2 separate regions of the Homo sapiens genome follow, and region 2 is linked to region 1. A link is an interaction called in ENCODE POLR2A ChIA-PET data of the cell type or tissue named here. Cell type or tissue: K562. All regions are shown on one strand. Links, peaks and the distances in the headings refer to the core of each region. The heading gives the core; the rest is flanking DNA.

Region 1 (5,000 bases), core at 1-5,000:
TTTTCTTGTGATAGATTCAGGCTGTGCACGTTTGGCGGGAATACCACAAAAGGGAGGTTGCGTGTCCTCCTTACTGCATCATATCAGAAGGCACATTCCATCTGTTTGTTCCATTACTGGTGATTTTCACTGTGATCACTTAAGGTGGTGCCTGCCAGGTTTCCTTAGTATTTTCTGCTTTGAAATGAATAAATATCTTATGGGGAAGTATTTTAAGACTATATACAAATTCTCTTAATCATTAAGCTTTCACCAACTAGTTTTAACATTCATTGGTCATTTTTGTCTGAAATAGCTAATACCACGGATAGTTGCCAAATGGTGAATTTTAACTCATGGGTAGCATGTTTTGACAGCTTGTTATTCAGCCATTTGGGGTTTGTCTTAGTTCTTTTCAGCTGAGATGTACAGCAGCTTTGTAGAAAAGGGCAGCTAGATCTCAGCATTGGTCCAAAGACATGGGTGCTTCACATTTTGTTATATCTGTTTGGACAGGACCTGGATGGGTCGAGTTCTCACCCATGCTGGACGGGGCACCCTGCCTCTGCCTGTCTGCTCTTCTCTAGCTCTAGCACCAGTCCACCCAGGCAGCTTTGTCTGGGTATTGGAAGTGTTTTTTTTTTTTTTTTTGTAATGTCTGACATAGATCATATTAACTAGAATAAACCAGGCAAGGCGGCATTTTTCAGAAGGGGCTATGGCATGGTAGTGTCATATATATGCAAAATTTTTTTTTTTTTTTTTGAGATGGAGTCTTGTTCTGTCACCCCTGTCGCCCAGGCTGGGGTGCAGTGGCGTGATCTCAGCTCACTGCAACCTCTGCCTCCCGGGTTGAAGCAATTCTCCTGCCCCAGCCTCCGGAGTAGCTGGGATTACAGGTGCATGCCACCACACCTGGCTATTTTTTTTTTGTATTTTTGGTAGAGACAGGGTTTCACCATGTTGGCCAGGCTAGTTTCGAACTCCTGACCTCTGATGATCTGCCCACCTTGGCCTCCCTAAGTGCTGGGATTACAGGCGTGAGCCACCGGACCTAGCCAGATTTATATCTAATGGGATCAAGAGAATATTTATTTTGTTGAATGGAAGATGAAGATATATGAACATGTTTACATGCTAAAGGGACAGAGTCAGTAGGAGAGATTAACGATCAAGACAGAGGGGACTGTTAAGGGAGTTTCCCTGAAAAGGTAGACCTAGGTAATGGGGTTAGCTCTTGGCAAGAGAACGGACACTCAGGAGGAAGTTGGAAGGAATGAAGGGAAGGGAACAGTACTGTTTTTCAGGTTATGAGTAGGCAAACATTTGAAGGAGTTGTTCCCTAATTGCCTCATTTTGCTTTGTGAAATAGGAGTGAGATTATGTCCTAAGAGTTAGCAGGTACACGTCTTGAGGACGTCGCTGAATAGGGAAAGTGTTGTGGGGAATAAGAGCATTGTCTGGGGTTCACCAAAGGATTTCTAGGCTTCTGGTGGTAGAGACCATGAATTCTTGGTGGCCTCAGTCTGCAAGGCTCTGTTATTTTTCTCCCGCAGTGGTTATCAGCTCAGGTGGAGAAGCATAGGAAATAATTGGGTTGGTTGGGGATGGGGCTTTGCCACATATTGTGGTGGGAAGGCCAGGGAGGTAGGAGAACAGAGAGTGGGACAAGAGGGTTGGACTTTGTTTGGAGACGTGGTTTATGACTCCATGGTGGTCTATACAGAACTGGGGAGGTGGGATTGGAGAGAGGGTAAAAGAGTGAATGTCTTGAGAAGGTCAGAGAATTATTGGAGGAGGAATTAGGTTCAAGATTGCTAGCAGCATAGGAATATTAGAGAGTAGAATATTGGAGTTTAGCATTTTCATCATGGGACAGTTCTGGCTGATGAGGGGCTGGAGTGGAGCAGGGTAAGGTGAAGATCACTGGGTTGTGAGAAAACTTGAAATTGGTGGATGGGTTATTTATGTGGACATTGACACCACCAGGTTGATGGGAGGACATTGGTGGAGGGGGGATGACAGTGTTCCAAGTGTTCAGGGAAGGAGGGAGAGTTGAGCAGGAATGAAGTATTGAGGCCAGATGGCATGAACACACTTAAAAGATGGCATTTTGGTTGCCAAGGGATCAGGGATGGTTTGGACCTGGAGGTTTGGTGGAACTGGCTGTCCACAGCCTCCAAAGATGTCTTGATGCTACGAAGAGTGGAATTTGCTCAGATTTCCAAAAAAAAGTTGGTCATTGGGCCTTTGCTTGTATTTCTTCTTCCTGTAGCTCCCTTGCCTACCTTCTCTACCTGGCTAACTCCTGCTGGCCCTTTAAGACTGAGCTCTGAGATCACCTCTTCCGGGAAATCTTTCTTGAACCCTCTGATCCGTCTATCTGTCCCTATGTTCCTTATGCTTATCTCTAACTTAGCAGGTATCATACCATATCATCGTCTGCTGTCCTTCCCTCCCCTAGACCATAACTTCCTTGATGAAAGCAGGGACTGTATCTTTGCATCCCTGGCACAGTACCTGGCATATATTTGGTTGAACTATATGAAATTGCCATTTAAGAAGTGAATTTGGTCTAGTTTGTAATTTCTCTCCTTAATAGGTGACTTTCTTTTGTCAGCTCATCTTGAATCTTTTTCTGAAGTTACAAGCCCCTTTCTTAGTTTGGCCTTAGCCAAGTTCCATGCAGGTTGTTTCTCTTTTAGTGACCAACTAATTTCTATGTGGGCCAGTCAGTCTTTCATCTTGCTTAGGCTTTTTTTTTTTCTTTTCACCCTCTATTACTCCTACTGCGTAGGCTTTTTGTTACATTAACTTCCCTTTTGCTTTTCTCTACCCTCAGCAGAGGGGGTCAAAAGAAACTTCTTTGTTCTTAGTCTTCCTTAGCTGCCCAAAATTTCCCAGTAGTTTGCCCATGCATTTCATTCCCCTATTGACTCTTACTGAGTGACCTATGTGCCAGGCAAAAATTCGGACTTGTTCATTCTAGTTTCTCTGCTTCTAGTGTGTCTCATGCTGGTGTTTGTTGGCTCAGATGTGTTAATGGGGCTGCCGCTGCTGTTGTGGTTGTTAGTCATTCTTTTGAACAGCGGCTTTAGCTTACCAATGCTCCAGATACAGTTTTTCAGAAACTCAATGATCTGTGTGCATTACACATTAAAAAGTGCATTGAACAACAGCATATCCAGATTAAAAACAAACAAATTAGATTTATCTGGTGTTTTTCCATTATGGGTTGGAGCAAACATGCTGTGTATAAATCAGATAAACCTTTTCTTTCACTGTTTCAGACTGAGAATTGTTTGTTCTTGCTTTTGTGGTCACCAAGAATGTAATATAACTATGCTCTTCACATCCTAAGGCCACCATAAGTCCTGGATCAGACCTGTTTTTTTGAAGTCACCTGAATTTTGACTTGAGGCTCCCCCAACCCTTACTCCCACTACCCCTTTGAACTGGATCACTTTGCTTTTAAGGGGCACTCCCTTGAAGCCAGTTCCCTGAAGTGACCTACTTTCTTGAGGTGCTTGAAGAGCTTCCCTTTCATTTGGGAGGCTTCCTCAGTGCCCCCATTCCCAGGCGTTTTTTCCTGGGAGTCCTGTCCTATTCATGAATTTCCTGTTTTTTCCAGGGGGGTGGGTAGGGGGTGTGGGGGCAGGCAGTACTATGTTATTATCGTAACTAGTGACATTTAAAGAAAGAAACCCAAAGCCCAGTTAACCAATTACACTTAAATTCTCTGGGCCCAGGCCTGCTGGATGCTCTCCATCTACCAGAAATGCTTCTTATCATCCCCCCTCTTTTTTAGACTGCTAATCCTTAACAGATTAATCTGAGTTTATATTTAGATGAAAGTTATTCATTAATAGAAAAACCTGAAACTGTAGTGAGGGCTGACAGTGTTGAAGTGGATAGAGGTACATAGGCCACCTTTAGACCAAAAAGTCTTTGTAAGGCACTGGAGTCTTTAAGTGTCTGCTTTGGCACAAGGACATCAGGTTATCCTTAGGAAGCCAGGAACACCTTGAGACTCGGGCCAGAACAATGTGGCCCACCTTTGAGCTTCAGGTTTGGTCCCAGTGAGTCTCACGCCTTTTTGATGCTGACCATATATATGGGGCAAAACACTCTGTAATCTGCTTTACCCCACTACACCCATCCCATCCATCCCTAGTTGCAAAAATTTCAACTTGTATGAATATGCACAGATTCAATAGTGGAAACTCAGCACTGTTGAGTGCCAGGCTTCAAATATGGAATTAGTGACCTCTGAACCCGTGTTTGTCAAACTGCCTGCTAATGGGTCATGACATCAGTTTAGCAGATTATGCCTAGCACTATTGTTCCAGTTAAATTGCTGTGAAACAAACCACCCCAAACTTAGTGACATTAAACAGTAACCGTTTATTATGCTCATGGATTCTGTGGCTCAGGAATTGGACAGGGTACAATGGGAGGTGGCTTGTCTTTGTTCCATGATGGCTGGGGGTTGGGATCATTTGGAGGCTCTTTTACTCCACATCTGATGTCTGGGCTGGGGTGCCTTGAAGGCTAGTGGAATCAGCTGGGACCAATGACCAGAACACCTACATGTAGACTCTCCATGTGGTCTGGGCTTCTCACAGTGTGGTGGCTGGGTTCCAAGAGAGAGGTTCCCCAGAGGAAGCATTTAGAGAGCCAGTGTTCCAAAAGAACAAGGACATTTGATAACCTTGCCTCTGAAGTTACATGGCATCACTTCTGTTCCGGATTTGTGGATGCTATCTCAAGCCTGCACAGATTCAAGGGAGGTGGAGATAGAGAGATGGAGATCTATATCCCCATCTCTCAATGGGTAGAGAGTCAAAAGATTTGTGGCTGTTTTTAAAACTACTACAAGTTCATTTTAAAACAAGATAGATGCTTGAGCCCAAAAGTTTGAGGCTGCAGTGAACTGTGATCATACCACTGCATTCCAGCCTGGCCCTGTCTCAAAACAAAAAACAAAACAAAACAAAAAAACTAAATTTAAAAAATAAAAC
Region 2 (9,084 bases), core at 2,026-7,025, 150 kb before region 1:
CAGCCTTCTGTGGCCACAGAAAGACAGCTTGTGCTGCTTGCACAACTGAGCTGCTGGTGTGTACCCCTTAGCAGGGTGTCTGGGGACTTACGCCTTTGGAATTGCTCTTCATTCAGAAGAGGAACACAAAGGAAGCCACCCAGGAAGGAAGCACAGAGCTGGGGGCTCTGGAAACGCCCTGTGTCTCTGGCTACAGCAAGACCAGCCCAGGAGCCCACCAGCACCTGCCTCTCAGCTACTTGCTGACCATTTCCTGCTTCTCAAGCTGCAGAGAAGCTTTTCATTCCCACCCCCACCCGGAACCTCCCCTTGCCTAACATTTCCCCTCTATGGTAACATCTCTGACTTCTCTACCTCCTCTGTGCTCAGGTGACTCCACATCTTCTGCCCCAGTGTGTCCCCACCTCTCCCAGCCTGTATACCCAGATTACTTTGGTGAACTGAGAGCTGGAGTACTGTTCATTCATTTATTCATTCACCCACTCATTCAGCAGACATATACTGAGTGCTACTTTATGCCAGACCCTGGGCTGGCAGCTGTTTGGAGGCAAAGATGTATGAGGCCATCTCAGGAGAGACTACTTGTTAGGATTCTTGAGTTTTGACCAACAGAAATGAACTTGGACCAACTTAAGCAAGGAAAAAGCGTTCATGGGAAGGATGCTGGGATAGCTCACAAAACCAAAAGAATAGCTGAACAATTAATTGGCCCTGGGAAGGGTGGGAGCTGGGGCAACTACGAGGCTTGCCTCCCAGGAGCTGCTGCGGTTGGCAGATCAACACCAACTTGCCATTGGTTCTAGTGGGTCCCCTTCCACTCAAGATTCAAATTCCAAGTGAAAGAACCTGGCCTGGAGCTCAGGGCTTCATAGAGTGGGAGGGGGGCAGTCTTCCAAAAGATGCGGACTCTTGCCACATGGAATGGTGGAGTACGGAAGGGTGGAAAGGGTTTGGTAGGTAAACCCTGAAGATGCTTCTAACACACGTGCTGTTCTCCCATCTCACGTATGACGACTCTCCCACAGGTAACCAAAACCACATTTCTCTCTGCTTAGGGAATTCAAGATCATATCTAACTTCGAATTCCAGGGGTAATGACACGGCTTCTATTCTCCAAAGTCCAGTGTCATTAGGGATAATCTCCCTCTTTCAGTTTTATCACAATTCCATTTTGAAATTCTACAACCTGTAGATTAACTGGTAAAATTAACCATATTCAACCAAAATTGTATAACCCAGCAAGAATGGAAGAATGGGTAAAGTCTACAGTCCATTTCTAGAACTGGTCATGAGAACTCATGTTTATGATGATGGACTTTTGATCTGGTGGAGGGACCCAAACCTTCAGTTCTGAAGCTCATTAGTGGTCCTACCTGTGTGACAGGCATTTACTATTGGACTGGCAGTCCCAGGACAAACTCCAGGAATCCCCCCATGTCCATCTCTACTCCTGCCCTCTTTTACGTAGCAGCAATCATATTTTCCCTTGATAGGGTTCATCATTCTAGATACTCCGATGACTTCTTTATAATGAGCCTGAAGTGGCCTGGTGGCTGCCTCAGCTTCCAGTTCAGTTGAATAGCTACTACGTCTTTGAGGATGTGCTCCTTGCTGGGGGACTAAACTCTCCACGCCAGCCCAGTCCCAAACCTAAACCTCGGGTATGAGAAAAGCATTGAGATCTAGCAATAGCAGGGCCATGTCCACACTGCGTCCTATCCCTGAAGGAGAAACAGCGCCAGGTATGGTTGCCGGCTCCAAGCGCATGCTGCCTCCTGCAGGCCTGACCCAGCCTCTCGGGGTGTTGTTTCTGGTGCCATAGTTGAATTTTCAACAAACCATTTCACCACCCTCTCAAGACAGCTGCTGCTGGTTTGTGGGTTCCTGACAAGATGAGTGAATGCCTGCCCATCAACCCGTTACTATTCTTTTAGCTGTAAAGTGAATTCTCTGGTTGGGTGCAGTATGTGAGGAGGTCACATGATGTTTATGGCATTTGAGAATTCCATGGATATTGATGGCAGGAGAGGCATGATGGGTTAGAAAAGCAAATCCAAATCCAGAACAAGGGCCCAAAAGGGCCAAGACAAATTACTGCCCCTCTCAGAGCCACAGGTGTAGACAGGTGAAAACACTGGACAGTGAGTGAGCTACCCACACACGACCCACTGGTGCCTTCAGAGCCTTAGCCTGGAGCGACAGTGTACCGTTGATAATGGAACGCACTGGCCATGCCAGACTTTATGGCTAGGCGGTCAGATAACACTACGAGGGGCAGCATGGCCACCAAGTGTGCCAGGGCCAAGTGTTCAGGCTCTCCCAGAGCCCAGTGGTGAGCCAGAAGGGCATTTTGTACAAGGATAATGGTTACTTTTTGGCCAGAGCATCACTTGGCTCCAAATCCTGGGTTCCCGTATCATATTTTCTTGTCAGGACTTACCGCAAGCTATGTATGGCTCCGCGGTATGCCACCCATGGAAAGACACCTCATGCACCATTGACCTGCCAGGTCACGTGGCCTGATGGCAGCGTCGGCTGCACAAAAGACTTTCCCAGCTGCAATGCCTTCGCCTGCTCTAGGCCCACCCCAAAGCTGGCAGTCTTCTAGGTCAGTTGGTAAATGGGTTAGAACAAGATGCCCCAAAGTGGCATAAATTGCATGGAATTAGGCCTTAGTGGCGAGGGATTCGACATACAGTCATTTGTCCTACATTGTGAAGGAAACATTCTGACCTCAAACAGATCCCTCAACCCCAGAACTTTATAGAAGGGGCAGACCTTGGCATTTTCACATGATTTATCTCCCACTCTGATTCACATATGTTTGACCAAGGCACTGGGCAGCTGCCAATTTCCCGTCCCTTCTGTAGTCCCAGATGAATGGATACAGACCTCTTTGGGGAAGGCTGCAAGGAAGGTTCACAACATGCATCTAAGTGTTAAAATAAGTTTTTCCTTCAAAAATACATTTGACTTCCTCTCCATTTAAGGTCTGGAAATCAAGTGGGAGATCTTGACTTTACCTTGGCACTTGAGACAGAACTGTTGGCCCAGAAGTCTTTAGTTAAGGTCATTACTAGGCCATATCTTAGGGGCGTCTGGCCTTTTTCATTCCTGGGACCCACAGCTCGAGGTCTGGTTTCCATGCCCTATCCCTTACGATGAGCGCCCTATTTTGTTCCTTCTGTCTATCTCTGTTGCTGAGATCAGGGAGCCCACGTTCACAGCAGCTCTTTCAAGCAGCCTCCCAGGCCTAGAGAGGAAAATCAGCAGAGCCTCGTGAATGTATTTCTCGTGGCAAGAAGGGAGCTCATCTTCTGGGTCCTGCCAGAGGGCAGTGAGGGGGTTGATGGGCTGGGTGCATGCCAGGGACCCAATCAAGCATTTTTATCTTCTGAAATCTTTGAATTCCTGCCTTTCTTGGATGTTTGGTCTTTTGATATAATTTAGCATGGGCCAACATTTGGTCCAGATTTGTATTAGCCAAGCCCTCCTAAAATAGTAATAACAGTATCTGGCGATTTGAGCTTTTACGTAGAATGTAGAATCTCTGGTGAGTGAACATATCAATAAAGACAACCTGAACCAAAATTATATCTTGGTCATACAGCCTTTAAAAGGTCCACCACAGACTGCGCAACATAGGGAGACTCCATCTCTACAAAATTAAAAAAAAAAAAATTAACCAGGCGTGGGGGTTCATGCCTGTGGTCTCAGCTATTTAGGGGGCTGAGGTGGGAGGACTGTTTGGGCCAGGAGACGGAGGCTGCAGTGAGCTGAGATCACGCCACTGCACTCCCGCCTGGGCAACACAGTGAGACCCTGTCTCAAAAAACAAAAAAAGTCCACCAATGTACCCTATATTTTTTGACAATATATTTGCCAGTTCATGCAGTTTCTTCAGAATATCACTCTTCTCTTTCCTGATCTGATTAAGACTCTCATCCCCTGGCTTATGCTAAGTGTGGGTTCTGGTTAGTGGTATAACATGTGGTGTGGGGCAGGAGGGAAACTGTTTGCTTTCTTTTATTATTATCATTATACTTTAAGTTCTGGGATACATGTGCACAACGTGCAGGTTTGTTACATAGGTATACATGTGCCATGGTGGTTTGCTGCACCCACCAACCCGTCATCTACATTAGATATTTCTCCTAATGCTCTCCCTCCCCCAGCCCCCCACCCCCTGACGGGCCCCGGTGTGTGATGTTCCCCTCCCTGTGTCCATGTGTTCTCATTGCTCAACTCTCTCTTATGAGTGAGAACACGCGGTGTTTGGTTTTCTGTCCTTGTGATATTTTGCTGAGAATGATGGGGAAAGTGTTTGCTTTCTTCTGCAAGAGAGAGGTACACCTTTCCTGGTAGTGGAGGTAGGAAGGAAATATTTCTGGAGGGTTGTCCTTTTTATGTCCTTTGAATACTCCCAGATGTCATTAATCCAGCTGACAGGATGCCACCTTTTTTTGAAACCGAATGAGGTTATGAATTCGATTGGTGGTGAATCTAGCAGTTTTGCAGAATCAGACTCTGGGTTTGTTTTTAAACAAACTCAATGGCTCCAAGCCATAAGGGAATTTCTACCCAGTAATAGAAAGGTCCTGAATTTCGTTCCATGCCTTGAGGTGGGAGGATTTTAATGATCATCCTCTAGCTTCGTTTTTTGCATGTGTGACAGGGTGTCACCCAGGCTGGAGTGCAGTAGCGCACTCTTGGGCTCACTGCAACCTCTGCCTCTGCGTTCAAGTGATTCTCATGCCTCAGCCTCTGAGTAGCTGGGACTACAGGCATCCACCACCACGCCCTGCTAAATTTTTTTTTGTATTTTTAGTAGAGACAGGGCTTCGCTATGTTGGCCAGGCTGGTCTCAAACTCCTGGCCTCAAATGATCCGCTTGCCTCAGCCTCCCAAAGTCCTGGGATTACAGGCGTGAGCCACTGTGCCCACCCCATCGTCTAGCTTTAAAAAGTATCCAGTGATGTACAAAGGCTGCTACTTTCCCATCCCTGAATAGGAACAGGAGTTTCAATGCTCTTCACCCTATCTTACCTCCATAACCAATTCCAAAAACCCCTCTTATTTCCTGGGAAAAGGAGAGAGTCCATGTCCTTTAACATCTTCCCTATGAATGTCACCATCAGTTACGGTTCTCTGACTGCCAGCAATAAACTGGCTCTAACTTAAGTAAGAACAAAAGGATGCCAGGGTAACCCACTGGTCTGAAAGAAGAATTGAATGACAAGCCTAGGGTACAATGGTAACCAGGGCAGCTCTGAGGACTTTGGCCTGAGGAACTTGCTGACCATCACCCTAAGTGCACCCTTCTCATGACTCAATCCCAACTGCCTTTTGTTACTGTGTGTCTCTACTCAAGAAAGAGAATCTGATTGGCCTGGCTTGAGTTACATGTATCCTTGAGGCCTGGGGCAGCAGGGGTACTGTGGGAAAGAGGGGTGATTTCTGCCCACCCACCACCAACCAAAAAACCAAAAAAAAAAACAAAAACCGGAGGGGGGTGGTAATGTTACCGGGAAAACTGTTAGCACAGAATACGAAGTAAGAGAGTCCTAGCTCATTCCGACCCCAGAGAGCAGCCACTGGAAATGTGAAAGATGGCTCTCAGCACAAGGGTTATCACCATGGAGAGGCCTTCAGGCTGGGACCCAAGAGGCCTTGATGAGTGGCACTAAATTGATAAATTTACCCCAGGGCAGGGTCTGGGTTTTAGTTTTGTAACTTGATACTTCCCATACCCCTGAGTTGATCACTCAGGGAGGCTATCTCATTCTGGTTAAATTTACAGTAAAATGGAACTTAAGCATGAAGAATTCACCTTGCTAATTTTCTTTTTTTTTAAATTATACTTTAAGTTTTACGGTACATGTGCACAACGTGAAGGTTTGTTACATATGTATACGTGTGCCATGTTGGTGTGCTGCACCCATTAACTCGTCATTTAACATTAGATCTCCTAATGCTATCCCTCCCTCCTCCCCCCTCACCTTGCTAATTTTCAGTGAGAGGATCACTTGAGCCCAGGAGTTTGAGACCCTGTCTCTATTTAAAAAATTAAATTTGGCCGGGCACGCTGGCTTATGCCTGTAATCCCAGCACTTTGGGAGGCCGAGGTGGGTGGATCACCTGAGGTCAGCAGTTTGAGAGCAGCCTGGCCAACATGGCAAAACTCCGTCTCTACTAAAAATACAAAAATTAGCAGGCCGTGCTGGCACGCACCTGTAGTCCCAGCTACTCGGGAGGCTGAGGCAGGAGAATCGCTTGAACCTGGGAGGCAGAGGTTGCAGTGAGCCAAGATTGTGCCACTGCACTCCAGCCTGGGCAAGAGAGAGAAACTCTGTCTCAAAAAAAAAAAAATTAAAATTTCTTTTCAATGAGAAATTTAATCATCCAATAGACTGGACACTGTGTTTACCTGATAGTCAATTCTCCTCTTCTTCTGAAGGGAATGGTTCAAGAAAATGCAAATTCTCAGATTTGGTGAGCTTAGGACAAGTCAGACAAGTCTCAGTTCAAATCCTGCTTTGCTGGCTGTGTGAACTTGAGCTTGTTGCTTAACCTCTCTGAACTAAGATACCTCTTTTTTTTTTTTTACAATCCTTTTTTTCTAATATTTATAGACTGCCTATTATATTTGCTGTGTTCATGAGAGTGAACAAAACAGACATAGATTCCTCCCTTATGGAGCTTACAGTCTAGTGGGGGAGACAAACATTTAAAAACACAGCAAAAATGTATTAATGGCAAATATGTAAGTATGAAGTCTTGTGAAGCAGAAGAATAGGAGATAATGCCAGCCGGGGACGGGACCTAATTTAGATGGGCTTAGGAGCCTCTCTGAGGCTTGACATTTTTTTTTTTTTGAGATGGAGTTTCGCTCTTATTGCCCAGGCTGGAGTGCGGTGGTGCGATCTCAGCTCACTACAACCTCCACCTCCCAGATTCAAGTGATTCTCCTGCCTCAACCTCTCAAGTAGCTGAGATTACAGGCGTGTGCCACCATGCCCGGCTAATTTTGTATTTTAAGTAGAGATGTGGTCTCACCATGTTGGCCAAGCTGGTCTCCAACTCCTGACCTCAAGTGATCCACCCGCCTCGGCCTCCCAAAGTGCTGGGATTACAGGCATGAGCCACTGCGCCCGGCCTTCACATTTGAGCTGAGATGGGAGGAAGGATGTTGGTGAGAGGAAGTGGAAGGAGAAGAGCATACCAGGCTGAGGAAACAACTGGTGCAAGAGCTTCCAGCCTGGTTACTGAGAGGCAAGGGATGGAAGCTCGTACCTGGGGAATAAGAGGTGTTGCAAGCCGAGGCTCAGAGGCAGGGCCAGGTCATGGAAGAACATTTGCAAAAATCGTAAGAGCAGTGTGTATCAGCCAGTATCAGCCACAACAGGAAATCACAGAGCCCTGAATGACAGTGATCTTAAATAAGACAAAGTTATTTCTTCCTCAGGATGAAGTCTGTAGGCAGTAGGAGATCTGTACCTGGTCCACCCAGGGCTGGCACGGCAGCTCCAGGATGTCATCGAAACAGGCTCCTCCAGCTCTCTGCTCTGCCCTGCCAGCCGACACAGGAGGAATAATTAATCCCCAGTGGAATATTATGAGGAGAAGAACTGAGAATAGTAATATAAAGCTAAATCTTTGTTATATAGAGAGTCAATAGATAATGTCTAAAGTTGAAAATAAAGGCTGGGTACTATGGCTCATGCCTGCAATCCTAACATTTTGGGAGGTTGAGACAGGAGGATCACTTGAGCCCAGGAGTTTGAGGCCAGCCTGGACAACATAGTGAAACCCTGTCTTTGCAAAAAATAAGTTAGCCAGGTGTGGTGGCGTGTGACTGTAGTTCCAGCTACTTGAGAGGCTGAGGCAGGAGGATCACTTGGGCCCAGGAGATTCAGGCTGCAATGAGCCATAATCACGCCACTGCACTCCAGCCTGGGCAACAGTAAATGAATACATGATAGATAGATAGATAGATAGATAGATAGATAGATAGATAGATAGATAGATAGATAGATAGAAGATAAGTAAATTAATAAAAATAGTACCTATATTGATATTTTAAGATCTATCATCTATGTATCTATTATCTATTTTATGTATAGAAGTTGCTACCAGAGGCCAGGCACAGTGGCTCATGCCTGTAATCCCAGCACTTTGGGAGGTTAAGGCAGGAGGATCACGAGGTCAGGAGTTCGAGACCAGCGTGGCCAGCATGGGGAAACAGTCTCTACCAAAAATACAAAAAATTAGCTGGGTATGGTGGCACGTGCCTGTAGTCCCAGCTACTCGGGAGGCTGAGGCAGGAGAATTGCTTGAACTCAGCAGGCGGAGGTTGCAGTGAGCCAAGATCGCACCACTGCACTCCAGCCTGGGTGACAGAGTGACACTCCGTCTCAAAAAAGAAAAAAAAAAAAAAAAAAGAAGTTGCTACCAGAAGTGGAAAAACAAGAATGACTTGTTTGTAATTGGTGGGATTTGAGGGACAACGGGGTTGGCCTCTGGCTTCCTGGGCTCTGGTCTCCCCAAGCCTGTCTAGTGGTGAGCTTCTGTTCAACTTCCTTTGCTGGTCCATTATTTGGACCTTTCTTAAAATGGAAAGGCCAGCAGAGCGACTCCAACCACCTCCTTCTGCTTCAGGAGCTGCCTTAGTGGATTGGGTCCCTCTCAACCAAGGCAAATCTGAGCTGCGTTGTTAAGTTTCAGTGGCGGATGCAAGATGTCTGGAATTCAGTGGGATGGCAGTGTCTGTCTTGAAGAGGCTCTTGGTGTTTGGGCTGGAGCTACCTCTGGACAGGAGGCGCCCCCTACTGACACCCAGAGGCCCTGGAAACTCACTTCCCATGAGGCACTGTCTGATCTCAGAACTGATGGGGTTCAGAGATGGCCCTTTCTCATTATTTCCAAAGGGCCTCAGGGGACACAGCACACACAAGGGTGAAGGACCCTCAACCTGGAATTTGAGACACATTCCTCATGGTAGAGTTTCAACAGGACATGACCACATGGATTTCTGGGCTGAGGTAGTGTCCAGTCAACCGCTCTGGCCACTGGACTTTTTTTTTT

What was found. Peaks named below come from ENCODE experiments on the same cell type or tissue, not always from the same donor. Only the 100,000 strongest peaks of a DNase experiment are listed, where the experiment ranks them.
Region 2: POLR2A ChIA-PET joins it to region 1 with 5 read pairs; 3 of 35 experiments call an interaction of 5 or more read pairs at or near these places.

What each region holds. Positions count from the first base shown.
Region 1 is chr15:85,021,814-85,026,813 of GRCh38, forward strand. The region is part of intron 1 of PDE8A (phosphodiesterase 8A); the gene reads left to right. Among named protein-coding and RNA genes, the nearest start is that of PDE8A, 42 kb to the left of the region's middle. In K562, for the core only: no CTCF peak of the experiment used is centred there; DNase peaks (open chromatin) are centred at 2,368 and 3,005.
Region 2 is chr15:84,869,889-84,878,972 of GRCh38, forward strand. It overlaps ALPK3 (alpha kinase 3), which reads left to right. Exons shown (of 14, transcript NM_020778.5): 14 at 1-3,591. Among named protein-coding and RNA genes, the nearest start is that of SLC28A1, 10 kb to the right of the region's middle. In K562, for the core only: no CTCF peak of the experiment used is centred there; no DNase peak of the experiment used is centred there; H3K27me3 peaks cover 1,101 bases.